Linked DNA regions of Mus musculus: region 2 is linked to region 1. A link is a loop called in an ENCODE intact Hi-C map of the cell type or tissue named here. Cell type or tissue: left cerebral cortex. All regions are shown on one strand. Links, peaks and the distances in the headings refer to the core of each region. The heading gives the core; the rest is flanking DNA.

Region 1 (8,335 bases), core at 205-8,204:
TTACCGAACAGGAGGAATTTCAAGCTGACAATGGGAAACCATTTTAAATCTCTGAGCAGGCAGACAAGATGGCCGCTATCCGCAGAAGGGTCTAGAAAGGGTTGGGCAGCAGGGAGCCTCACTAAAGAACAGCAATTAGAACTGTGGCCCTGGCAGGGGGCAAGGAGGAAAGGCAGGGTCATCTGACCAAATGCTGCTGCCTGCTGTGGACCTCAACCCATGTCTCCATATGGAGGCAGAGAGAGAGAGAGAGAGAGAGAGAGAGAGAGAGAGAGAGAGAGAGAGAGAGAGAGAGGGAGGGAGGGAGGGAGGGAGAGAGAAGAGAAGAGAAGAGAAGAGAAGAGGAGAGGAGAGACAGAGACAGAGACAAAGGGGCTATTTGAAAAACACAAACCACAAGTCTACCACATCTGAGATGAGCTCCTATGTCTGCTTTCACTCTCCTCCATCACTAGGCACATGATGGAACATCTCTGGTTTAGGCTGACTAGGGCAGGGAAGCCAAGTAGTCATACTCTGGTAAAGATGGGGTCCCCGGTCGTGGGACCCTGACCCAGAAGGCTTCCATTTAGACCTCCATCCAGTGCTGTGACCCAGCATGGAACCAGGCAGTTCTGCTTTCAGACCACCTTCATTGCAACAATCATAACTGCATCTATCTATACAGTGGCTGTATTCCTCTATCAGAGACCCCTTTTTAAATCCCCACCCACTCCTTAGAATTAGCACAGCAGGGCCAACCATGTAAAGGACAAGCAGATATGCCTTCAAAATGGCAGCCTCAAAGGAATCCAGAGTGTAAACCCAGCCAGGAAAAGGAAAGCTAGAGACAAGGAAAGGACACTGCCAACCCCCTCCCAAAAGGTTTTCACTCCTTCCCTTAAAAAAGTCCCTGCCCCCAAACTAGAAAGGATAAAAGGGAAAGGAAGACATTATCCCCACCTCTAAGCCAGGGACTACAGGTGACACAGGGTACTCAGAAGGACATTCTGGGGTCCATGTCCTCAGATGAGACAGCAGATCATTTCTGTGCTCAAACTTGGTCACTAAGTGGCTACCTCATTCAGGGAGGGAAACTCCCACTGTTCCCTAGCAGACCCTCAGCTGTGAGCCGCAAGGAGTGGGGAGGTAGAGTTGCAAAGGAGGCTTGAGAAGGCACAGGCCACCCTGAGTTATATAACAAGGAGGGAGGTGTTTGTCCCAGGCCAGAGACCCAGGGTGCAATGCGTTCTTGCTCTGGATGCGCAGTCATGGGTGGAGCCACTACGCATGGTGCAGGGCCAAGCAAACCCCCTCCCACAAATATGAGACCCATTACAAGGATAAGATGGGGTGCCAGAACTCTAATTTTCTAGTTTTCCCCCAGTACAAGACAGCTGCTGCCGCCCCAGTTTCATTCATCTCCTGGTTCCCTAGACTGACAAATCATTCTAAAGGGAGTCCTTCAAAGCCCTACCCACTTACTTTTTGAGAAACATCATAACAGCCAGTTTCCAAGCAATACTCTGAGGTTAGTCCCCATCCTTACCTTCCCAAGCACAAGGTAGCGTCAACTTCCAAAAGGCAGATTCTTCCAATAGTGGGCTCAGCTCAGAGCTGATTTGAGGACTTTTGGACGACCAGAGCATCAACGCAGATCTGTTCACTTGGGAGCAGCCCATTCAATAGGAAGCCCAGGGTAATGGCGACAGCAGCAGCAGTTCTGCCCTACCTTGCCCGATAGTTTCCAGGGGAGCCAAGAATTATTTTTGCCGCAACACTGAGGTGTGGCAGATTGGAAAATTCCCTTTTCTGACACCAAAGCAGAGGACAAATATTTTCTTCCAATTTGTTCAATCCTCTTCAAATCCATCTCCCCAGTCTCCTCCCTCCAAAAAAAAAAAAAAAAGTTTGAGGCATTTTAAGCTCTTCCTCATAGTTCCTGAAATTTAAAAAAAGGTAAAGGAAGACGCTTCAGTTGGGCAGTCTGAAGCAGGCAGACTCACCTACGCACACCCCTAAAAGAGATTTTAGAAGCTGCTGGGCTTCTCTCCCTCCCCTTTAAGCAAGTGAAATGCAAATTCAGATTTGATACTCTGTCCTTAGCCAATCAAAAAGAGGTTTTCACCTGCCATTGGCCCTCCCACCAATGAGAGGAAGTGTCTGAAATAAGAGCCCTCCCCTGGCCAATGGAAGGCCAGCTCAGTCACTTAGTTAATGATGCAGCAGTACAGGGAAGGCCATCACATGTGAACTGGAAGGGAGCCAACATGGAGACACAGAGAAAGCAAGGTAAACAACTTTCCAACGCCAAAAGGATGACATTTAATCTCTAAATGTTAGCTTCCCACCTAGACTCATCTTTAACCCTTCTGCTGGTCCCACAGATCCCAGGAGCTTCACTACCTGTCTCCACAGAGCTCCTAACAAGATGCAACAGTGACTGCGTCATCATTCCCCACTTTTCTCAACTACGCAGTGACAACCTCCCAGCATCACCCCACTTCTCTCAGCCCACACCCTACCCTATGCCGATGCTCTTCCACCACCCCAGATGCCCACAACTAGACGTTTTAATAAGAGAATGCCTGGAAAAACAGTCCCTCTTGCCTGCTTCTTGTCACTTCTCACTCTCTTCCTTTCCCATAAGCCTGCACAGATGGACACTGACACCCAAACAACCTGGAAAACCAGTCTCTCCATCCACCAACAGAAAACAGGGTAAAGGGTGAAAGGTTAAGTGGGAAGCCGGGGATGGTTCACTCCTCTCCTCTATCCTGGTCAGACTTAAATAGATGACACTAAGGGAGAAGAAATTAAAGTAAAAATAAAATAAAATAAACCTCCAAGGGAAAAAGACAGCAAAAGGCAAGAAAGAAGGTAAGAAAAACAGCACCCACATACCCTAGACATTGCCCTTATCACAAGAAATACATACGTGGAAGAAGTGGGTTACGCCATCAAGTCCTTAAGCCACACTGGACCACCAGTCGTCTCCTGCACAGTCCCAAATCCCTGTCCAGATACAAGGTGCCGCAGTCCTGAATGTTCCAGAATCCACTCTGATTAAGCCTTCCACTGCCACCCTACCAACTCTTGTACTCACTCCTGCCCCCACCCGTTCCCACGTACTCCCCATGGGAACTGCCTGTGCCACCTTGCGTGACATCTTAGCCTAGGCTACCCAGAGGCCTCTGGACACCCAACAGATTTCTGAACGCTTGGCAGAACCTGGTGCCCAGTGTTGCTATGACTTGTTTCTTGATTTTTCTCTCCGCTGCAGCACGGCTGCTGCTAGCAGACCTATCGACAGCTTGTATGCTCATGCTGGCTCTCTCTCTCCTTCTCTCTCTCTCCCCCCCTTCTCCTGTCTCCTCCCCCCTCTCTCTTCTATCCCTCTCTCTCCTCTGTCTCTCTCCCCTCTCCCCCTCCTCTCTCTCTCTCTCTCTCTCTCTCTCTCTCTCTCTCTCTCTCTCTCTCTCTCTCTCTCTCTCTCTCTCTCTGAGCGCTGTGACGCAGATCTAAATTCTCCAGTCTGCTCCTTGTGTTGCAGAAGCAGAACTGCAGCTTTCCCTCTGGAGAGGCAGAGGGCAGTGCCAAGGCTGGTCAAACAAGGAAAAAAAAAAGTTGGACCTACATTCTGTTTTCTTGGCCACACATTTTAGCCTGGTTTTTTTTTTTTTCCTTTCTTTCTTTCTTTTTCTTACCTAACAGCTCCGTAACACACAGGTCCCTATTTCTGCAGCCTTTCTTCTTCACTTTGAGATTCATGGGAATAAGACTAGCTTTAACTCTTTGAATGGCAGCTCCCAGGGCTCAAATCAACCAGGGCTGTCCTTAACTAAATATTGCATCATCTTTTCTTGAGCCATATGGGCTTCTCCTAGCCATAGGCTAAAATAGTCCTCACCATGAGACCACCATTTCATTAACTCTTTCTGTCACGACAAGTCCAAAATTATAATCATGGTGCCCAGACATTATTTTTCTGACATTATTTTTGCCTTTTTATTTCATCTCTTTTTTTTGTTCATTTTGCTTGTTTGTTTGTTTTGTTTTGGGGCATGAAATCAGGACTTTTAAATCCTGAATTTCCTAAGGCTAAAAAGCATAATTAAAACATTTTTTTTGCTAACTCCACAAATGAGATCCTTCTATCAGATCAGGTATTTTAAAGAATAAACCAAACAGCAGCCTGAAGAAATCCAGAGTAATGTACGTCTATTCATTCAGTGTTTAAAATTTTAGAATCTAGTTAGGTATGTTCAATTACTTCCCCAAAGGCAGGAAGGCCACACATCTAAGATTTGTTGCTGAGTCATTTCTTCCCAAGATCCTTCTGACAACAAAAAAGACAACAGAATGATGGCCAAGCCTAGACCTAACATAGCCAATACCTGTTTCTTCCCTAGGATGGGTAACCAGATGAACCCCCAGTCCTTGAGCAATACTTTAACACATCCACATACCTGGAAACTCTTATGAGGAAAGTTCCACTGATGCTTCAGAGCCAGGTACAAGTTACTTTAGGGTAGTGACAACTCTTAGCAGCAAAGCACAGCTTCTAACATCCCCTTTCCTGACAATGCTACAAAGAATAGCTCAGATACTAACCCAATGAACCCTACATAACCAGACACATTCAACAAGGCTCATGTTCCAACTATTATATATATAACTTATTATATATATAAATGTTTTCTACACCAGCCTCTAGCTAGATGTTTTAGATGTGTTTGGGTCCTGAGGCAATAAGCTGATTCATAAAATGCATCTTGCAACTTTCAGAAAGATGAACAAGAGGTCAGGCAACCACCTCTTCTATACCAACTATCCTATACAGCCTTTACACAACCACCCTGGCTAATATTTCAGCCATCAGAGAGAAGGACCACCTGGAAGACAACCTGGTATTCCCTGGTTTTAAAAGAAGCCCAGGGCATTTGTGCCAGGATCCCAGGGAGGGGAAAGTGCTTCAAATTTACACCTTCTGGGCTGCAGGGTAGCGTATGCCAATAAAGAAGTCACCTACTGGTCTGATGAGCAAAGGCATATGGCTTTAATGTCACTTAAGGCAAGGCCCCCAGAATGGTCCTCTGCTTATTCAGATCTCCATTTTCCAGTTTCCTTCTCCAGGGGGAGGGGGACAAACAAAAACAACAACAAAAAACATGCCTAAGTTCATGTCAGGACATTCCAGATTTACCCATGAGCCCAGGATCAAATAAACAAAGAGCTCTGCCAAGGAGCCTTCTCTTTCAGGAGGGGGAACTAGAAGGAAGTAGGATCAGCATAGAGTGAGCTCAAAATCTCATGAACTTGGTGAATGATGTGGCTACTCAGTGCCATGGCAATAGGAATGTCATGGTAGGTAGAAGTGACAAGAGGTAAATCATGAGAAACAAGCAAGAGATTCATGGGAATAAAGTAGGGACAAACATAGCCATAGAACTTGAGGAGTGAGGCCACTGTGGTCTGCAACACAGCAAGACTGTGCTAAAGTCTTCACAGAGAAATGGCCATGACAGCAGTGGTGACTTGCAAAGTATGGTGACACTCTGTAGGAAAACTTTTCTTCCTCCTCAGAATTTTACTAAGATTAAAGCAATCATCTTAGGTGCCTCTGACTAATTCTAGGTCTTTCTTCCATTAAAATGATTCGGTGGGGCACTGAGAACAGAAAAACAAGAGATGACCAGGAAGCAGAAATGAATTCTGTTCCAGAAGCATGGGCGGATGTTTACTTAGCAAGCTCGGTGAAGCTTACAAGGAAGCAGTTTTACAGGGTGCTATGTGTAGTATTTGATTTCAGGGGTAAAGATAACTCCTGAGCAAGGACAGGATACTAGAGGCCTGCCTGGGAACCTGAAAAGGCAGGGTATCAGCTCCTACCCCAATAGTGCCAGTTTCCCTAGCTTTTCAACAATTATAGGCCTTGGGAACTAAAATTCTCTGGACACAGTGAGCTCTCCTAGGCCTCCAAAGGATATGGGTCAAAATTTCAAAATGCACCCCCCACAATGCTTTCTTTTTCTTTAAAGGGAGGGAGCTAAACTTTGACCTATCCTTGTCCAAAGTGTGGACTGCATGTACTCTGTACTGGTCACAAACTCCATTAGCCACATTAATAGGCAAAAGTAGGGTTCCTGCCTTTTTGTTCTCCTATCAGGCCCATCTTGGGAAGATTGGGTCTTAGGGAAAACAGGGAGCTGTGCAAGAAGCTAACACACACTTGGAACATTTGGAGCCTGAGTTAAGTATTTCACATAAACTGCACACAAATCTGGTCTCCTGTGGAAGTAGCTAGCTAGGTACAAAATGTGGTAGGCATTTCCACTAAGAACCTGGATGCAGACAAATTACTGTGACCTCAGGAGGTAAAACATTCGTGAAGTACCTACTAAGTGCTAAACTAACACACAGTATAGAAGTACAGGAAATGGGCCAACACTTCAGACAGATTTGCCAGCTTAGTATCCTATAAGCATTCTCAGATTTGCATTATGGATATTAAAAAGGTCTACTCTTAAAAAGTTTGAATTCGTTTCTCCAGTGAACTAATAGCAACTGATTGATCCTCAGGCTAGCCCATAGAGGTCCAGTTTCTCCTTTTTTTTTTTTTTTTTTTTTTTTTAAGTAACCAACTATAATGTCTCCCAGCCAGGCATGTAACAAAGAAGAGAAGTAGACTAGGGTAGAATGTCCCATGAAAGTAAATAAATGTCAGTCTTTGCAGGCAGTCCCTCCAGCTCTGTGTGGTCAGAGATATCTAGAAATGGATACCACAGAGTCATGACTGCCCGATTTTTTCATAATAAAAAGGAAATTTAGCTTTATGTTAAACTCCTAAGTTTTCAACCACTACCAAAAAAAAAAAAAAAAGAAAAAAAAAAAACCTTGTAAAATCCACATACACCTACAAAACTTCCAAGGTGTTCATGGGTCCAATAATGAATGTGTAAAGCCAAGGAGAACAAGTACTGCCAGAGAAAAATGCAACAAATTGAAGAATATGGCAAAAAAAGAAAGTCAATATACCAACATTGCCATTTGAAGAAAACAAAGGTAATCAAAGCTTTCAGATCAATCCTTGATGGATACAAGTAGAATGCTGTATTAAAAAGAGTTGTTAAGTAGACATGATACCATTAAAGTGCCAGCATTTGTATCCCATCTTGAACTACTAGAAGTGGAGATGGATCATGTTAGTATACTGGCTCTGACTCCCACTGAGGGCTATGCCTGTAGATGTCCATAAGGCCAGAAGAGGGTATCATATTCTAGCACTATCCAAGGCATAGATAGGGTCCTCTATAGAAAACACTGCAGCCAAGAAACTATTCTGCCTCTTTGTGACTCAGTAACTTTGACCCTTCTTTAGAGAACTTGGACAACTAAAGCACAGGAAAGACCAAATTTCTCTATAGGTAAATATGAGCCTTTTGGTCTTTGTTCTGCCGCCAGAGTACCATGGAACAAGCTTGCTCTCCCAAAGTCTTTTGAGATATTTTATGGTAGCTCAACAAGGAGATACAAAAGAGAAATTAAAAAAGGAAGCAGGAAAAAGAAGCTAGAGAGAAAATTCCTTAGAATAGTTGATCAAAGTTTATACACCAAAGGAAAGTTAAAGATGTGTAGCATTCATGACAAAAGAGGCACAGCTGGGTAAGGCAGCATGGGAAAGTCCCGGTGTCCCTACAGAAGAGGAAGGCAGGTCTGAGGCCAGCAAGCAGGCACCAATAATCCAAGATCCACAGATTACAACCAGGAAATTGTAGAAGAAATGCCTATGACTCATGTTCCTAAGTGCAGAACATTCTTTGGCTCACTGGGGATTGGAAGGAGGAGTCTTTTTTCCTGAAGGATCACATATTCTAGATGTGACCCATCTTCTGTCCTCAGGTGCTATGCTAGATGGATATTCTCCACATTGCTTGTTTTTCGACCTTTTACTGAGGTTATAATAAAAAGTTTTTCATTTTAAAAATCATCCAAATTATCAGGCCTTTTCTTTATGGTAAGGGATTTCTTTGCCATCTTTAGGAACTGCATGTCTAGCTCAAGATCATGAAGATACTATTAGCTTGTACATGAAGTTTTGTTTTAACATTCACATTTATATCATTGTTGGATCATTATTTTTATATGGCCTAGATTAATTATTTCCACTAGCAGTGGTGTGTTTGTTTGTTTTATCAAAATATCTACCTATTCCCTGTTTCTAATCAGTACGTAAATCTCTTTGTCATAAAGCAGGGGTTTCAACATGTATGTATCTACTAGGCTTTCTATTCCATTCCTTTAGTCAAAAATAAAATAGAGCCAGCATGATAGCACAAACCTATAATTCATAACT
Region 2 (8,335 bases), core at 77-8,076, 130 kb after region 1:
AACAATGGTGTTTTTCTGCTGGGCTGTACTTCCTCTAGTAGCCTCTCATAGTCTCTTCATAGTGCCAAACCTGAACTTCTCTGAAGATTCTTCAGTCCTGGATCTTCAACTGACACTGAGGCTGCATTTTCACCAATGGCCTTTCCTAGTCTCTCATAGTGCCAAGTCTCCACTGCTCTCCATGACCCCTTCATGTCTTCAAAGGGGGCATCTGATAGGAGAGTAAGACAATCTTAGTGATGAAGCACTATTAAGGTTTAAATCTAAAATGTTCCTCATAGGCTCTTATGTTAAATGGTTGGTCTGAAGCTGATGATGCTATTTGAAAAGGTACCAGAAATTTCAGGAAGTGGAGAATAGCTCGAGGTGTGCATTTAAAGGTCATATCTGGCTCAGATATTGTCTTCTTCCCTGTTTCCTGCATGCCATGAGGAAAACAGCTTCCTCTACTGCATGCTTTCACCGCCATGATTTCCCTACCAAACACACAGGGCTGGACAACGATGGACTAACTCATAAGAAACTATGAGCAAAATAAGTTTCACCTCCTTCAACTTGTTCTCTCAGGTTATTTTCATAAGAGTAGTGCTAAGTAATTAACACATACATCAAGGCTCAAAATAAGGGACTTCTGAGTTGTGGAAGTTCCTTATAGGAGACAAGACAACTCAGTGTTTGTTAAGAGTTGGCAGGAACATCAAATCTCCTGATCCCTCTTTGCTTAACCAGACTTCTCTTTCTGCTTGCATATTCCACTGAGAATCCAGTCTCATTAATTGTATCTAGTAGGATATTATGAGCTTTGGGTAGCAGAAAACCCAACTACAAGTGATCTAAATATGGAAAATGTTTAATTTTTTAATAGCAAGACAGATCCCAGGCATTCATTGAATCTTGTGGTGCAATAATGTCAAGAGTCTCCATGAATTTCCTAACTTTCTCTCTGAGTACCTCAGTATTATGTTTGTTATTCTGACCTATATCTTTTATGATTGTAGAAGACGGCAGGAACTCCAGGCAAAGACATTGAGAAACAGCAAAGGTACTTTATCTTTTCTGTGCCCTATTAAACAGGAAGAAAATTTCTCTATCAACTAATCCCTCAACATGCTTCTCCCATGGCTTCCTGGACAGCATATGTTCACAGTACACTATATTAATTCCCAATCACTTGATGAAGCCAGTGAGGAAAAATTAACTCTCCCTGAAGCTTAGGTACTCTGCCCACAAAGCACAAGTCTTCTATTAACTGAGATAATGCAAGCAGCAATATCTGTACCAATTACCACCTTAAATACTTATGGTGGTTTGAATGAGAATGGCCCCCATAGACACATATATTTGAGTGCTTGTTCACTAAGGAGTGGAACTATTTTAAAGGAGTACAAGGATTGGGAGGAATGAATTTGTTGGAGCAGGTGTGGCTTTGCTGGAGGAAGTCTGTCACGAGTGGAAGGTGGGCTTTGGTGTTTCAAAAGCCCATGCCTGTCCCAGTCTCTCTCTCTCTCTCTCTCTCTCTCTCTCTCTCTCTCTCTCTCTCTCTCTCTCTCTCTCTCAGGATCTAACTCTCAAATATTGCTCCAGTATCATGCAAGCATCCATTGACTAAACCTCTGAAGTGTAAGCAAGCCCCAATTAAATGCTTTCTTGTCTAAGAGTTGCCTTGGACATGATGTCTCTTCATAGCAATAGATTAGTGACTGAGATGGCACTGGACATAATGTTCTCTTTCAAGATGTTTCTTTTTCAATTTGAAAGAATCAAATAACATGCTGGTCATCATTAGCAAGCTGAGGTTTTAAGCAGATAAGGTTGTGATATCAGAGGTTATGCAAATGCAGTATTTCCTGGAAACCTAAAAGTCCTCATTGCTTCCTGATATTTTTCTAGATTCTTAAATCATTACTTATGTTCATAGTTAAGAGAAACTGAAGAAAGGAGCTTCCCTAGTCAATTTCACCGCTGTGAAGACACTATGACCAAGGCAACTCTCATAAAGAAAAGGTTTTAACTGGGGAGTTGCTTACAGTTTCAGAAGTTGAGTCTATTATCATCATGGCAGGGAGCATGGCAGGACACAGCATTGGGGCAGTAGTTGAGAGCTATATCCTGGTCCATAGGCAAGAGAGAGAGGGGGGGGGAGAGAGAGAGGAAGAGAAAGAGAGGAGAGAGAGAGAAGAGAGAGAGAAAGAGAGAGAGAGGAGAGAGATAGAGGAGAGAGAGAAAGAGAGAGAGAGGAGAGAGAGAGAAAGAGAGAGAGGAGAGAGATAGAGGAGAGAGAGAAAGAGAGAGAGGAGAGAGAGAGAAAGAGAGAGAGGAGAGAGAGAAAGAGAGGAGAGAAAGGAGAGAGAAAGAGAGAGAGAAAGAGAGAGAGGAGAGAGAGAGAAAGAGAGGAGAGAAAGGAGAGAGAAAGAGAGAGAGAGAAAGAGAGAGAGGAGAGAGAGAGGAGAGAGAGAGAAAGAGAGAGAGGAGAGAGATAGAGGAGAGGAGAGAAAGAGAGAGGGGAGAGAGAGGGGAGAGAGAGAGAGAAAGATAGAGGAGAGAGAGAGAAAGAGAAAGAGAGGAGAGAGAGAAAAAGAAAGAGAAAGAGAGGAGAGAGAGGAGAGAGATAGAGGAGAGAGAGAGAAAGAGAGAGGAGAGAGAGAGGAGAGAGAGAAAGAGAGAAAGAGAAAGGGAGGAGAGAGGAGAGAGATAGAGGAGAGAGAGAGAAAGAGAGAGAGACTGAGAGAGAGACAGAGAGAGAGATAGAGAGAGAGAGGGAAGAGAGAGAGAGAGAGAGAGAGAGAGAGAGAGAGAGAGAGAGAGAGAGAGAGAACCCTGAACCTGGCATGGGCTTTTGAAACCTCAAAGCCCACTTCCAGTGATACACTTCCTCCAATACGGCCATATCTACTCCAGAAAGGCCACATCTTCTCCAATAAGACCACATCTCCTAATCCTTCTAATCCTTCTTAAATATTGCCACTATCTGGTGACTAAGCAGTCAAATATGTGAGCCTATGGGACCATTCTTATTCAACTTGTCACAGACTCTACCACATGGCTCCGAATCTTCCAGCTTCTTAGTCCATTTCTTGCCTTTCTGGGCCTGTGAAGCAGTATGCCAGTAGCCTGGTGGATGCAGGACTTAACTACAGTCTACACAGGGAACTTTACAGAATAGAGGTTCTCAAAACTTCCTTGTTCCTCACAAAATCACCTAGAATCTCCTTTGAACAGGAACTATGGGTCTCTATCTCTAAAAAGATGCTTTCTTCCAGGTTTGAGAAGTTTGCTGTTGTCCAGGACTACTGATCATCATTTTCCCATATGAGGATCTAACATTCCTTCCAATTTGGAGAGAGACATCTAAGATGGCTGCTGCACAACTTTTACCCTCAATAAAACCTACTTCACTGTCAACCATTCCACCACACAGCGGGCTGGCTGGTCAAAGACACAGATGCTCTCTTCCCCAAGAACCGTAGGGGTCAAAAATTCCTAGGAAGAAAGAAAAGAGCAAGTTTGTGGTCTCAGAGTCTAACTAGATGAACTGCCACTGAACTCCATGCCTTTTCTCTCCCTTTGTTTCTTCCACCCAGAAGTAAGTAGCCTAGTTATCAGTTCTGAAGGCTACACAGGGGGAAAACAGGCAGAGAGCACCAATAAAGGCAAAGCTCCACAGATCTGGCGTCCTAGTCACAGAGGAGGTGGGTGGGGGTGGAGTGGACAGAGCTGTGTAAAGGTGCCTTGTGGAGGAGGGACTGACCCAGAGTCTGTCCTGTGTTCCCTGTTAGTACACATGCTCTGAAAGCAGGTGCAAACATTAGAAATATACTCCTACCAAGCATGCAGGTGTGCCTATGGTTTTCTTTTGCAAAGAACAAATTAGATTTCCTAATTCCTCTCACAGTCAACACCAGATCCCTTCAAGGGTTGAGAAACCTAGAGATGACAAATGATGAAAGGAAGTTGGTGTCTCCAGGTACTAGAAGATGCATCAGGCTCCTGGGCAGTGTCCTGGGAAGCCCTGACTGTTCCTTGTCCCTCCAGGATGTCTGCAGAAGACACAAGGTCTACAAGCAAGGCAGCTCCAAACATTGTTCATAGCCAGTGTCAGCCTTGGCCAGGCACTGGCCGCTTTGGCCCTGAGTGAACTCTGGGCTGCAGGCCAGAGCAGCTTTGAGACCTCTTCCCTATCTCCCCACTTGCAAAGCAAGGGCTGTGCCTCTGGGTTTGTGCCCAGCTCTGCACTGGTGACTCAGTAGGTTTGAAGCTCTATCTTGCAGCGCCCACACTGGAAGAATCACACAAAGAGCTCCTCCACAAAGCCGGAGCTCCCCATCACAATATTGCCCTCGGCACCCAAGCAGAAATCGCCAAAGCAATGGACAAGGGGAGACCCTAATTTTCCTCTAGACCCCTGCAGTTGCACATGGACTCCAAAACATTAGAATAAACTTGGTGCTTCGGGCAGGAGCACAGAGGCAGTGCAGAGGTCTCTTCTCTGTTTAAGTGATGGAGGGGCCTTGCCTGGAGGCCCTCTTCTGGCAGGAGACTTGATTCTCCAGGGAGCCTGTGGATGAGTCTTTAATCTTAGTTCCGCCTGCCGGCTGTGTACCAGCTGTCCAGCCTTTAGAAATCCACTCCCCCTCTCTGTGTTTTCTTGAATATAACTAACTATAGCTACCATTCGAACTCTTAATTATTTTCTATGTACTTCACATATATTATTTTTATCTCCACAACGATTTTGCAGGCTTGGTGTTATTGCCCACATTCTGCAGATGGAAAAGTAGGATTGTACCCAAGGAATCTGATTTGCCAAGATTATACCACTGTTAAGTGGGGACACATGACTTGAATATGTTTCTGCCTGCAGACACTGTACTGTCTTTGGGAGAACACTGATACTATGCAGTGTTTAAGAGGTGAAACACTGACAGTGTCATTCTTTTCTGTCCTGTCTTTTTCTGGCTAGGTCCTGAAGGCAGGGTAGATAGCATAGCTATTCTTTGTGGAGGTCAGAGAGCAAGAGGAAAGGGTTCAAACAGCTAAGCAGTTAGTCTCATTCACCTTTTGCCGCTGAAGTGACGGGATCACTTCTTCCCTGTCAGTTCTACGACACACGGAATAAGTCTTCGAATGATGCAGGTCACTGTCGTAGGTTCCTGGCCCCCACCAGATAGGCAGAAAAGGTTCTCCTTTGTTTAGGACTGGAACATAGATGATTCTGAGGTCCTAGGCCTCAATCTTATGACCATTCCTAGGAGGCCAAGAGTGCCTCAATTTTTCTTTTGTGTTTTTATTCACTTCCTAAATAAAATGTGAAATACTGTGGAGAAGAGGGTGTCAGTGAAATCTGAGTGCTAGTCTTATAAAATCAAATCTGTTAATAGTATAACTAATCTTGCCTGGACCACAAGCGGTAATACTCAAAGTAGATGATGGACAAATATGTGCTTTGGGAAATGCAAAGTGCTTTGGAAATATAGATGATGATATTATTAGTACAGGGTTCTGGAAGAAATGGGAATATAAAAATGAATGCCGTTTTGGAACCTTTCAGACTGGAAGACAAAGCAAGCATGGCTACCCAGGAGAAAGGAGAACACTCAGGTACCACTAGTGGGAATATAAATTAGTGTACCTACCATGGAGAACACATGGAATTTCCTTTCAAAAGTCAGAAATAGAGCTACCATTGGATAGTTACCGTACTATTGGGTTATTGCCCAAAGGAGATACATTTTGTGAATTAGACAGGCATCTGCACACAATATTTACTACATTATTATTAATAATAACTAAGATATGGAGACAACCTAGATATATAAACAAATTAATAAATTAAGAATGTAAGGTGTATATATACAGTGAAATTATTATTATTATTATTATTCAGCCACAAAAGAATGTCAACCTATAATGTTACAGTAACATGGATGGAAATGGAGAAAATTTTATTAAATAAGTCAGGCATAGAAAAACAAGAGCCAAGCCATTTCACTATTATGCAGAATTTAAAGAAGCTGGTTTCATAGTGTCATCCAAAGCTAGGGGTGGCATGGAGGGAACAGACACTGTTAGGGTGGATGAGAAGGAACGCTAGTAACACAGAGTCATGTGAATTTACAGTAATTTGTTGTGCATCTCAAAGCATCAGTATGAGCTCAGACTGCTCGTGCGTGTCGGTAATTCCAGCAGTAGGTACAAGGAGGCAGGAGGATCAAGAGCTCAAGTTAGTCCTTTAGAACTTGTAGTTCAAACTACATAGTAAGTGAGTTGGAGGCCAGCCTTAGATACATGAGATCCTATCTAAAACATAGCTATCAATTACACACATTATTTACATATATAACACGAAATATCACAATATGCTCATAATGTGCAATCATGCCAATGTAAAATATGTTTTAAAATAAGTATATGAGTAGTTAAAGTATAAGATACAAAACATCCAAGTACTATACAGTACATACCCCTTTTGTGAACCTTCCTGCTTTTGAAATAATAAAGAATATACATATCTGTTTTTTGCATAAATTTTATTACTAGAAGAACTCCTCTGTTCAATAGTTACTGTCAATCTGTCTCTTCAGTTAGCCCCATGTTTTCCTGATGGTCTGTGGTAGGTACTTTTTTCTTTGAGGGGTTTAGGGTTAAGGTACCCAAGCATGGGTATGCATCATTTCCCTCTTATTTCTATTAAAAAAATACCCAAACTTTGGACTATAAAACAGCATACATTTAGTGCTTCACAGTTCTGGGTGTTACAGTCCAACATGAGTTTCACTTGTCTAAAAGTGTTTGCAAGACTGTTTCTTCTGGAGGCTCCAGGGAATTCTTCTTGGCCTGTCTTGGGTTTTAGAGAATCTATGTCTTGTTCACAGAGAATTACTGTACTCTGCTTTCATCAGCAAATTCCTATCCATACTTTAAAGTTGCAACCCCTTTCTTTTAAGGGACCTTCTAATTACATCAGGCCCACATACAGTAATCCCTCCATCTCAAGAGTCTTTTACATTTTCTATATTCTTTGAGATTTTTACATGTGTAATGTATTTGATTATGCCCACCCTGTTTCTCCATCTCCAATCTCCCAGACTCTCTTAACTTAATAACCCCAGTTTTTCTTTTTTCTTGATAATCGATTGAGTCCAATTACAGCTTCCTATAAGTATATGAGTGTGGGGCCATCCACAAAGACAGGCAATGTACTAGACGTTGATTCTCTGAAGAAAACTGACTCTCAGTTGGTTCCCTCAACAACTATCAGTTGTTGGTTTTAAGCTAGGAGCAGGGACTTGGTGCATCTTAAGAGTTTTACTGCAATCACAGGTATAAAAGTCCTTCAGCCTGATAATACAATGTAATCACAGACATCAGAGACTAGGACTAGGACTTCTTTGAGCCAAAGGATTAGGGGATGGAGATGGCAGAACATTTGCAACATCAATAAAATCTAGATTTTCAGATAAATATTTAAAAATAAATATTCCTGGACGAAGAAGCACAGATTTATAATCCCAGCAATTGGCGCACAGAGACAGAAGATTGTTTGAGATCAGACTGGGCAAAAAAAGGAAGAGGGAGGACCCTGCCCAAATAATAACTAAAACCAAAACAAGAAGGAAAACATCTACATACAATAGTGAGCTCTCCTTCTTCAAATAAGTCACAGAGTAACTTTATAAAGATTTTCACTGCCTTTATATAACCAATAGAAACAGACTTAACTGCTATGGGGAAGAAGCTATTGGCAACATCACATGTAGGTCCCACAGAAGAAGAAAGAACTTTCTAGGTTGAGAAGTTATAATCCTATGTGTGTCTCACTGAGGTCTGGCTACAGCCTTGAGACACCAGTAGTTAACAATTGATCACAGTCCTTCAGCTACTCTAATCTACACTTCTCTGGTTCCATAGACTCCAAAACACTTACAAAAATCATTAAACTGCATTTTGTAGGCCAGTTTCAGGTTCATAACAAAACTGAGCTGAAAGTACAGAGAGTTTCCATATACACAGGCCCCACACCCACACCCTCCTCCACAAAAACATTTTTGAAAGCAGAGTCCTTGGCTTCTTTTCATTTCCAAAAGTAATACCAAGATAAAAAATTTAAATGTAGCTGCTCTGGCTGAAGTGTCATTTGCAGTCTCTCAACCTCTGTCAGACCCTATGTATGGTTTGAAATGTCTGTTTTAGTGTTCCTTCCATGAGTGGAACATGGGGAATAATGTAGGTTAGAAATTACTTTCTGCACTACAGAAATAAGAAGAATGTGTTGGAAATTATCCTTCAGGCTGCAAAAGCAATAAACAATAATGTTCTGCCAAGAACTAGAACAGAA

What was found. Hi-C counts contacts between places; a loop is a spot of excess contacts. Peaks named below come from ENCODE experiments on the same cell type or tissue, not always from the same donor. Only the 100,000 strongest peaks of a DNase experiment are listed, where the experiment ranks them.
Region 2: a loop joins it to region 1, with 3 times the contacts of the local background. A loop is called at or near these places in 2 of 42 quality-filtered maps.

The regions. Positions count from the first base shown.
Region 1 is chr1:195,012,134-195,020,468 of GRCm38, reverse strand. It overlaps A330023F24Rik (RIKEN cDNA A330023F24 gene), which reads right to left and starts at 3,070. Exons shown (of 8, transcript NR_015566.2): 1 at 2,918-3,070; 2 at 1,529-1,868. In left cerebral cortex, for the core only: a CTCF peak has its summit at 3,568; DNase peaks (open chromatin) are centred at 1,349, 2,136, 3,163 and 3,530; H3K4me3 peaks cover 3,511 bases; H3K27ac peaks cover 4,122 bases.
Region 2 is chr1:194,881,744-194,890,078 of GRCm38, reverse strand. It overlaps Gm39748 (a long non-coding RNA gene), which reads left to right. Exons shown (of 3, transcript XR_865916.1): 3 at 3,261-3,633. Among named protein-coding and RNA genes, the nearest start is that of Gm39748, 15 kb to the left of the region's middle. In left cerebral cortex, for the core only: a CTCF peak has its summit at 4,517 (motif pointing left); DNase peaks (open chromatin) are centred at 4,254, 4,669 and 8,038; H3K27ac peaks cover 4,120 bases.